2 separate regions of the Homo sapiens genome follow, and region 2 is linked to region 1. Evidence: chromatin loops called from intact Hi-C (ENCODE). Cell type or tissue: A673. All regions are shown on one strand. Links, peaks and the distances in the headings refer to the core of each region. The heading gives the core; the rest is flanking DNA.

Region 1 (5,381 bases), core at 118-5,117:
TGCGATTCCTTATAAAACTATATATGCAAATACCACAAGACCCAGCAATTACACTCTTAGGCATTTGTCCTAGAGAAACAGAAATTCATGTTCACACAAAAATCTATACACGAACGTTCATAGTAGCTTTATCTGTAATAGCCCAAAACTGGAAACAGTCCAGGGATCCTTTCATGAGAGAATGTACACTTACTCCAAATTGGCTGTGTTTGTTTCCGAATCTGTTTATGCTGATTGTACTTGGTGAACACACTGTGGTACATCCATACCATGAAACACTACACACCAATAGAAAGAAATGAAATTTTCATATCTGCAACAACTTGGATGAATCTACAGGAAATTAAGCTCAGTGAAGGAAAGACAATTTCAAAAGTCACAGACTATATGATTTCATCTATATAACATTTGTGAAATGACAAAATTACAGAAATGAAGACAGGATGAGTGGTTGTCAGGGCTTAAGGAAGGGGTGGGGTGAGAAGAAAGTGGCTGTGCCTGTAAAAGGGCAACAGAATGAATCCTCATGGTGATGGGGGTGCTCTGTGTCTTGACTGTGTGAAGGTCAATATCTACATTGTGAAATTGGACTAGTTTCGCCAGATGTTACCACTGGGGACGATTAGGTAAACGGTACATTGGATCTCTGTGTTTCTTAGAATTGCATGTGAGTCTACAACTATCTCAAAATAAAAAGTTCAATTTTTTAAAAAACAGAGTATTGGCTCCCTGCTCCAAACCTTTCAAAACTTCCTATTGCCTTTGTAATAAAATACAAATGCTCATCTTGACTTCCAGGCCCTGTTGACCTCCCAGACTGTCCCATGCTGCCCCATTTTCCAGACCCCAGTCATCCTGGGCTGTTTTCATTTCCTTTCTAACTTGATTTCCAGCCTTCTTCTGCGATGTTCTCACTCCACAAAATATCTTCTCCTGGCTTTTCTCCCAGCTGCTCCTTCTTGTCATTTGGGTTTCAGCCTAAACATCACCTCCTCATGGAGGCCCTCCTTGATTTCTTCCAGATAGGCTCCCTCTAAAGTTCTCTCAATGTCTATCTGTAATTATTGTCTTTTCTGGTTTACTGACTTAATTTTGTCCTCTCTACTAGACTGTAAGTTCCTTGAGGGCACGGATCTTGTTAACTGGGCTCACTAATGTTTCCCCAGAGTCAGCTGAGTGGCTGGCACATAAAAGAGGCTGAATAAATACTTGCAGGTAGGAGAAGAGGAAGGGAGGATAGAAGGGAAGAGAGGATGAAGGGATGAAGAGAGGGAGGGAGGAGAAAAGGGTAGAAGGGAGGAAGGGAATGATTAAAGGAGGGACGGAGAAAAGGGAGAGAAGGTGGGATGGGGTGGGAGATGTCAAAGAAGCAGCTCAACAGGACTTTGGCTATGGGCAAGGGGGAAAGAAGGAATGCATGATGACATCTGGTTTGGGCTTGGTCATGATGGCAGACGCTGGTGCCATTTGTTCTTCATGAGGAAGGAGAATGTTTGCAACAGGAGAAAAAAGTGTGAGTTCATTTTCAATGTGTCAAATTCCTCTATCTCCCTGCCTACCCCAAGTCCTTCTGCACCTGGTTATCTTGTATATACAGAGGAGCCCTTTTTACCGAATACACATAAGATAAGTAATTGGTCAGTAAATCAAAAGGAAAATGGTTAAAACTGAGAATGAAAATGATAAATTCCTTAACACATTTTATTAAACTTAAAGATGTGTACATTCATTCGCTGATCTTAAGACAAAAGGTGAGGCTTTTTTGGCCGAGAATGTTTTTTGCTATTGGTGTTTCATATAGTTTTTCTTGCCAAGTGATATCTATGTGATATGCACTAACTCTGATCCTAAACAGTCACCTCCCACACCTAATTTGATAGCAGTTCTTTAATAGGTTTACTTAATTAAATGGTGTAATTATAACAACATGTACAACCAGCATAAACAGGTTTGGAAACAAACACAAACGACTTAGAGTAAGTGTGCACCTTGGCTAAGAGGTGCCAAGTGCCCGGGGAAATGAGAGTGGTGTCTGCTAGCCATCAGTGGGCATCAGTCCTCATGATTTTTAGCAAGACTGAGAGTCTGTAAACATGGCAAGTTTGTTAAGAGGAAATTGGCTAAGATTTAGTGAAGTATTTACTTAAATATGCATTGAATAAATGAGTGAAATTTGCGATCTAATCTCAATCATCCCTCTGGCCTCAATGTCCTTTTCTGTAAAATGGGCCCAAGACTAGTTAAGTGGCAAAGTTATCATTGACACGAGATGAGCACAAGTGTATAAACCTGGCACCCAGCTCCTAGCTCCTGCCCAAAGCCAGGGTTGGAGCAGATCTTTCCGAAGCCCTCAGCCTGTGAGGTCTGCATGTCGACAACTTTTTACAAAAGCAGCCAGGACCCCCTGGCTACCTTCCCTGTTGCCCAAAAGACATAAAATAGGAATGTGATTTATTGTACCCCCAAAACTCAAATGACAAGAGACAATTAAGTACCTCCCTCATGGAGAAACCCTGGGCAGCCTGATAAGCAGATATGGCCCAGATATTGAGGGCAGGTAGACAGGGCTTGAATCCTGATTCAACTTCATATTATCTGTGTCTTCCTGGGCAAGTGACATTATCTTCCAGAGCCTTGGTTTCCTCATCTATAAAATAGGAGTTAAAATGAATGCATGTGAAGTATCACATTTATGTGTAGTACACAGTAGGTACATCATCAGTAGTAGCTACTAATATTATTGTTAATTATTATTATTGAAAGCTGGCAGAAACAGGCAGCCTGCCAGAGACCCTCTGGTCATACAACAAATGAATGTTGCTCTTCTGTCCTAGACAGGAAAAAGCAATTTGCCATTTCCTCTCCCACTTGAGTTGATTGCCGTTTCCTTCTGATTAATATTTATGAAACTGGCTTTGTGCCTTTGCAAGGGAAGTCCCCTGTTTGTCAAACAGAGGTCTATAAATTTATATGATAATTATCCTCCCCATCCATTCCAGTACCCCCCGGAAAGCAAAGATAACTGAAATGAGGTGTCCATGAGATTTAATGGGTGGGAGACTTTGGCCATGGAGGAACTACATACGCAAAACCTCTGTAGGAAATATGCTGGGGAAACCAGAGTGTCCTGGACTACTGGGATGTCAGGGTTAGAAGATCCTCAGGGTTTGTCTGGAGCCATCTCTCCCTAACTGCCGGGAGATTACAAGATACAGATGTGGTCAATCAGCATAGACCTCCCTCCTTCTCCACAATGATTGGTTTATAATGGGCACCCGCCTCACGCCGGTGCACTTGAAATGGATCTAGGGATTCTATCACAAGAGGTGCTGCTAAGCTGGAGAACGTCGTCTTAGAGGTGCCAGAGCTGACTAAAAGAGTCTGCCAGCACTATGGGAGGCTGAGGCGGGCGGATCATGAGGTCAGGAGATCAACACCATCCTGGCTAACACAGTGAAACCCTGCCTCTACTAAAATACAAAAAATTAGATGGGAGTGGTGGCACGCACCTGTAGTCCCAGCTACTCGGGAGGCTGAGGCAGGAGAATCGCTTGAACCTGGGAGGCAGAGGTTGCAGTGAGCCGAGATTGGCCACTGCACTCCAGCCTGGGCAACAGAGCGAGACTCTGTCTCAAAAAAAAAAAAAAGAAAGAAAGAAAAAAAAAGAGAGAGAGAGAGAGACTGCCCAAGAAGCAAACAAAATCAAAACCTCTGAAAGACAGAAGAAACCAATTCTTGATATTATTTGAGTACTGGATGCAACTATGCCTGAATTTCTACTCACTGAATTTTACAGTTGCATAAATCAATAAATTATTCATTCTTGCCAAAAGCCAGCTGAGTTTTGCATCTGTCACTTGCAACCAAAAGAATACTGTTAAAGTTTACCCCCTTATTTGATAGATAAAAATTCTGAAGTCCAGAGCGGGGAAGTGACTTGCCCAAAGTTACGCAGCAAGCTTGTGGTGGAAACCAGTATGAACGAAGGAACGTAGTTTCACTTTCTATATTTTAAAAATGCACATTAGACAAAGCTTAAAAAAAATTTTTTTTGTAGGCAGTTGCCATGGTTAAGATATGGTTTGTTTGTCCTCACCAAAACTCATGTTGAAATTGGATCCCCAGTGTGGAGGTGTTGGGAGATGGGGCCTAGTGGGAGCTGCTTGGGTCATGGGGAAGATCCCTCATGAGTTACTTGGTGCCATTCTTGCAGTAGTGAGTGAATTCTTGCTCCAGTGAGACTAGATTAGTTCTCTTGGGAATAGATTAGTTCCCAAGAGAGTGGAAGAGAGTGGATTGTTATACAGCCAGTGTGTTAGTCCATTCTTGGATTACTATAAAGAAGTATCTGAGGCTGGGTAATTTATAAAGAAAGAAGTTTAATTGGCTCACAGTTATGCAGGCTGTACATGAAGTATGGTGCCAGCATCTGCTTCTGGTGAGGCCTCAGGAAGCCTACAGTCATGGCAGAAGTCAAAGGGGGGTCAGCAAGTCACATAGTGAGACAGGAGCAGGGAGGTGCCACACACTTTTGAACAACCAGATCTCTCATGAACTCAGAGAAAGAACTCACTCACTCATCACCAAGGGGATGGCAATAAGCCATTCATGAGGAATCTGCCCCTGTGATCCAAACACCTCCCATCAGGCCCCACCTCCAACACTGGGGATTACATTTCAACATGAGATTTGGAGAGGACAAACACCCAAACCTTGTCAGCTGGGATGTTCCTCTGTTTTTCCCTTTTCGCACATCTGCTTCCCTTTTTACCTTCTTTGCCATGTTGTGATGCAGCATGGAAGCCCTCACTAGAAGCCAGGACCATGCTGTTGAACTTCTTGGTCTACAGAATCATGAGCCAAATAAACCTCTTTTCTTTATAAATTGCCCAGTCTTAGGTATACTATTATGGCAACACAAAATGGACCAAGACACAAATGTTGGCTTGGTATGAGGAAATATCACACTTGTACACTAACTGGAAAGTGTGGAAATTAGTAAGCCTTTCTGGAGAGAGAGGCATTTTGGCAACAGAATACTTAGAAATCATGTTGATATTTAATGTGTAAATAGATCATATTATACCACAGGACCCCGGATGCATGAATCCTGCCTCAAAAATATGTGTATCTTCTCACCTAGGAGGAATTCCCCTTGAAGAATTTGTCCTAAGGAAATAATCTAAAAGGCCTGCAAATATTTAGGCACAAAGATGTTCATTACTGTGTTGTTTATAATAATGGAATTTGGGGGGAGAGGAAATCTCAATAGGGAAAATGGCTAAATAAGAAGACTACATCTATAAAAGAGAATACCATAAAATAAAAAATTAAAATCATGTTATGAAAGAGTGTTTTATTACACAGAAAAATGCCCACAA
Region 2 (5,381 bases), core at 165-5,164, 100 kb before region 1:
TTATTTGTGATGTGAGGTAGGGCTCATTGTGGTGTGAGGTAGGGCTCACTCTTTTCCATATAGATATTGAGTTGGTCTAGCACATATATTTTAGAGAAATGATACTGTCCACATTACACAACAGTATAAATTTGTCATAAATCAAGTGATCTTATGTATATACGTCTGTCTATTCTATTTCACTTTTCTATGTGTCCATCCTTGAACCAATATAGCATTGGAAGTATAAGTTCTCCATATTAATTATTCTTTCAGGTCAGCAAATGACTCTCAGGGAAAGTGCCACATCATACTGTATTCACCTTCAGTGTATTTCCCTCTTTGCAGGATTTGGCCTTTTGAGTCCTGGCTGCTTTGATGGCTTCCCACTGTCCTTAAATTTGAATTCTACTTTTCTGGCTTTCCAAGTAGCTCTGGTGCAAGCTATTACATCTGGAAGCTGAGTGCTGAGCTAGGCTTTTATTCTCTTACATAAATAAACATTTTTTTTTCCAATGTACACTTCCACCAACAGTGTATAAGCATTCGTTTTTCTCTGCAACCTCACCAGCACCTGTCTTTTTTTGACTTTTAAATAATAGCCATTCTAACTGGTGTGAGTTGGTATCTCATTGTGGTTTTGCTTTGCATTTCTAATGATCAGTGATGTTGAGCTTCTTTACATATGCTTGTTGGTCACATGTATGCCTTCTTTTTAAAAGTGTCTGTGCATGTCCTTTGCTCACTTTTTAATGGGTTTTTTTTTTCTTGTACATTTGTTTAAGTTCCTTATGGATGCTGGATATTAGACCTTTGTCACATGCATAGTTTGCAAATATTTTCTCCCATTCTGTAGGTTGTCTCTTCACCCTGTTGATAAGTCTCTTTTGCTGTACAGCAGCTCTTTAGTTTAATTTGATCCCATTTGTCAATTTTTGCTTTGGTTGCAATTGCTTTTGGCATCTTCATCATGAAATCTTTGCCCATTCCTGTGTCCAGAATGGTATTGCCTAGGTTGTCTTCCAGAGTTTTTATAGTTTTGGCTTTTACATTTAAGTATTTAATCCATCTTGACTATTGTAGAAAACAGCATGGTGATTCCTTAGAGACCAAAAGCAGAAAAACCATTTGACCCAGCAATCCCATTACTGGGTATATACCCAAAGGAATATAAATTGTTTTACCGTAAAGACACATGCATATATATGGTTCATCACAACACCATTCACAATAGCAAAGACATGGAATCAACTTAAATGCCCATCAATGGTAGACTGGATAAAGAAAATGTGGTACATATATGCTATGGAATACTATGCAGCCATAAAAAAGAATGAGATCATGTCCTTTGCAGGGACATGAATGGAGCTGGAGGCCATTATCCGTAGCAAACTAATACAGGAACAGAAAACCAAATACCACATCATCTCACTTATAAGTGGGAGCTAAATTATGAAAGCACATGGACACATAGAGGGGAACAACACACACTGGGGCCTATCAGAAGGTGGAGGGTGGGAGGAGGGAGAGGATCAGAAAAAATAACTAGTGAGTACTAGACATAATTCCTGGGTGATGAAATAAACTGTACAACAAACCCCTGTGACATGAGTTTACCTATATAACAAACCTGCACATGTACCCCTGAACTTAAAAGTTTTTTTTCTTACTTTCTACACCTAGGGAAACACGAACTTTCACTTATATTTTCTTCCAGTCCTAACTTAGTGCATCTACCACCCCCTCTAGAATGTAAGTTACTTGAAGACAATCACTATTCATCTCTATATTGACAGCATCTGTCTTCATGACACTCAATAAATGATTCAGGATGGACGCAAGGAAATATTAATGGATGCATAATTTCCATTCAGTTAAAGCTGCATCTTCATGGGGAACTGGGTGCTTTTATGAATGAGTCTGAGATTTTCTGTCACTATTGCCATTTCACCATACTCTGGTGAGACAATGTCTCTGCATGGAAAGTGAAGGGATGCATTAAATTCACTTAAATATGTTGAATCCAAATTGAATCTACAAGCCAAGTAGATTTTAATTACTCTACAAATCTAGAATTGTGTTCTTCAAAACATTGTGAAAATTGTAGCAGAAGGTAAAAGACTCGAGTTGTAGAGCCAGTACTTGCACCATCTCATCAGAGTGTGACTTGGGAAGTTCTATTCCCTTCTCTGTTTTCCTAGGTGTAGAATGAGGGGTTCAAACCAGATGAGGCCCACACCTCCCTCTCAATTTGATATCCTAGAAATTGATCACATCCTGTAGAAATGAAACAAGGCTCTTGGCTTGGTGTTAGAAATATGGAGAACTCACTTTAGATTGTGTACTGGAAGTGGGTTTTGAATCTTGTTTTTCAGCCAGGAGAAGTGGATGTGACTGACCAGTGAGTGGGGATACTGGGTTCTGAATTATTCAGCCCAGGTGAGGCAGCCCTTTGCACATTCTTTCTGCAGTTCCACAATCCCCCATCTTTCTGTTCCTCCATTCCTTCATTCTTTCCATTCTACAAGCTTTCTTTGAGGCAGTCCTGATGCTGGGGATTCATAGAAGAAAGACATGGTCTACTCCAGAAACTCCAGTATCTCCCAGTCTTGCTGGGAGATACAAATAAGTAAATAGACAACCACAGTACAGAGGGGGACACAGGAGGCTGTGGGAGCCAGGAGAGGCCCCAGCCCAGGCCAGAGGGCGGAAAGGCTTCCTGGGGGAAGCTACAGTTGGGCTGAACATTAAAGGGTGAGTGAAAATGTTTGTTTGTGTGTTTTTTCTTTAAATATAGAATAATGGTTTATGAGAATCACCTGCAGAGTGTCAGTTCCTTCCTCTCTGACTCCCTCCTAACTCTTTTTTATTAGGCTAATTTCCTTCCTTCCTTCCTTCCTTCCTTCCTTCCTTCCTTCCTTCCTTCCTCTCTGTGCCTCTCCCTCCCTCCCTCACTCACTCACTCCCTTCCTTCCTTCTTTCCTCCCTTCCACTCCCTCCCTCCCTCCTTCTTTCCTTCCCTTGCTCCTTCCTTCCTTCCTTTTTCTTTCTTCCTTCTTTTTTTAAATTTGTTAACAAAAGAGGACACTATCAACTCGTAGCTTCTACTTTGATAGTTGTTAGAATTTTCCACATTGACTTTATTTCTGTCTTTAGCTCCTCCTCTACATCTATGTTTAAACACATTTTCCTTCTTCCTTCCTTCCTTCCTTCCTCCCTTCCTTCCTCCCTCCCCTCCTCCTTCCTCCTCTCCCTTCTCTTTTCCTTTCCTTCCCCTTATGAAAACAAGTTGACAACATCACAACAGCTCTCCTTAAATAGTTTCGCATCTTTCTTCTAAGAAGGACATTTTCTAACGTATCAGTATCGCACTTAGGAAAATTAACAAATCCATAACATTATCTAAGATCTCAACTTTTATGTTACCCAATTATCCTAAAACTGTCCTGTATCACTGTATTTTTATATTATCCCCTTATGTATTTATTTTTCAAATTTAATTTTTAAAAGCAGTGGGTACATGTGCAGGTGTGCTACAAAGATATATTGCATGATGCTAAGATTCAAAGAATGATTCTATTAAAGAATGATACTCATTATATTTGATTATGCTTCTTTAGTCTCTTTTAAGAAAAATAATAGACTTTTTAGTTTTAAGCTGTTTTAGGTTTTCACAAAAAGAGCAGAAAGCATAGAGAGCTCCCATATATCCTTTTTCCCTGTTCTGTTTTTCTTATTATTAACATCTTGCATTACTCCTCCATCTCTTTTAAATGAGAACGATCCCCTTATCACCACCCAGCTCCAATTTTACTGTTTTGTTTTTTTTTTTTTTTTTTTTTTTGCGGGGGCAGGGGGTGTAGAGTTCCAGGGGTGACTTGAATGGGCAACTCTATGCAAAAATCACTGACCTTAGTCCCTGGTAGCCAGTAAGAATGTGTAGGTGAAGTCAAGGCAAATTCTGCTGAGTCACATAAGGCATGCAGGCAGGTGTCCACTCAGGGCAGCTCGATGGATTGGTTTGTAAAATTGTCAAAGACTCGGCCCCGACCTTAAGCATCAGAGAGAACAGCAAGCAAGCCTTGAGAGCGACCTTGTCTCATAAAAACTGCCATATTGTAAGGAATGTAGGATATTCACTGTGTCTGTTTCCTGACTCTATTCCCCATGTCAGGAGTGGCCAGGCATGGGGACAGCATGGGGACAGATTGCTGCTAATGTCACCTCCTCCTCACTTCCCTGCTCCCTTGGCTATCCTTCCCCCAAACCCCAGCACCCTCCTTGCTTTGAACTTCCCTCTCAGCTAGGGGTGGGGGAGCTTCCTAAGCCTCAGTTTTCTTGCCTGTGCAATTTAGGTATCAGCCCTTGCTGGTCAAGGGTTTTGCAGATTGAATAAGCTAAGAATCAATAGGAGGAATCTTCTGCTTTTGCTTGGAGTGTCTTTCTTGAGCCATCGCCGCCATTGAAATCCTACCCTTCTTCCAAAGCCTGACTCAACCCACCTCGTCAAGAAAGGCTGTGCATGGCCAGGCGTGGTTGCTCACGCCCATAATCCTAGCACTTTGGGAGGCTGAGGTGGGTGGATTACTTGGGGTCAGGAGTTGGAGACCAGCCTGGCCAACATGGTGAAACCCCATCTCTACTAAAAATACAAAAATTAGCTGGATGTGGTGGTGGCGAGCACCTGTAATCCCAGCTGCTTGGGAGGCTGAGGCAGGAGAATTGCTTGAACCTGGGAGGTAGAGGTTGCAGTGAGCCGAGATTGTGCCATTGCACTCCAGCCTGGGTGACAAGAATGAAACTCCATCTCAAAAAAAAGAAAGGAACGCTGTGCACCCAGGCACCAGTATTGACTGCTGTCTCCCTTGCCAATCTCTTGCTGCATTTATAGTCTGTGCTTCACAGTTTCTCTGGAATTTCTTGCATTGCTGACCCTTCTCCATGGTTTTTTTCCAGACTCAACACCTACACTGCTCTCCCCAGGAGGGGAGGGCAGCCCATCTTCTGCTGCTATGTGCTGAAAACATTATAGGTAGACAGACCAGCATGGGAGTCTCAGCTCTGCTCCTTCTCAGCAAGCCCATTTGCCTGTCTTAGCCTCAGCTTCCTCATTTATAAAATGGGACGATAAAGGGCAGTAGAGCAGAGCAGTTGGGAGCCATGGGCCTGGGGTAGGACTCCTTGGTTTAAATCCATGTTCTCCCACTTATTACATGACAAATTACTGATTCTTTCTGAGCCTCAGTTCTGACTTGGGAAGATTGCAATATCTGCTTTAGAGGACTGTTGTGAGCGTAAACTTGAGTAAAGTCTGCAAAGCCTAAAGGCATAATACATGATAACTCTAATGATGTGCTATTTACCTGCACACCACAGTGGCTTAGTAAGTGCCTCCCATTCCC

What was found. A loop is a pair of places that touch in the nucleus more often than their neighbours do. Peaks named below come from ENCODE experiments on the same cell type or tissue, not always from the same donor. Only the 100,000 strongest peaks of a DNase experiment are listed, where the experiment ranks them.
Region 2: it touches region 1 in a loop (2.0-fold over the local background); 1 of 110 quality-filtered maps calls a loop at or near these places.

Annotation. Positions count from the first base shown.
Region 1 is chr22:26,119,139-26,124,519 of GRCh38, forward strand. No RefSeq gene overlaps it. Among named protein-coding and RNA genes, the nearest start is that of LINC02559, 30 kb to the right of the region's middle. In A673, for the core only: no CTCF peak of the experiment used is centred there; a DNase peak (open chromatin) is centred at 2,893; H3K27me3 peaks cover 1,375 bases.
Region 2 is chr22:26,014,168-26,019,548 of GRCh38, forward strand. The region is part of intron 42 of MYO18B (myosin XVIIIB); the gene reads left to right. Among named protein-coding and RNA genes, the nearest start is that of MYO18B-AS1, 120 kb to the left of the region's middle. In A673, for the core only: no CTCF peak of the experiment used is centred there; a DNase peak (open chromatin) is centred at 2,864; H3K27ac peaks cover 3,312 bases.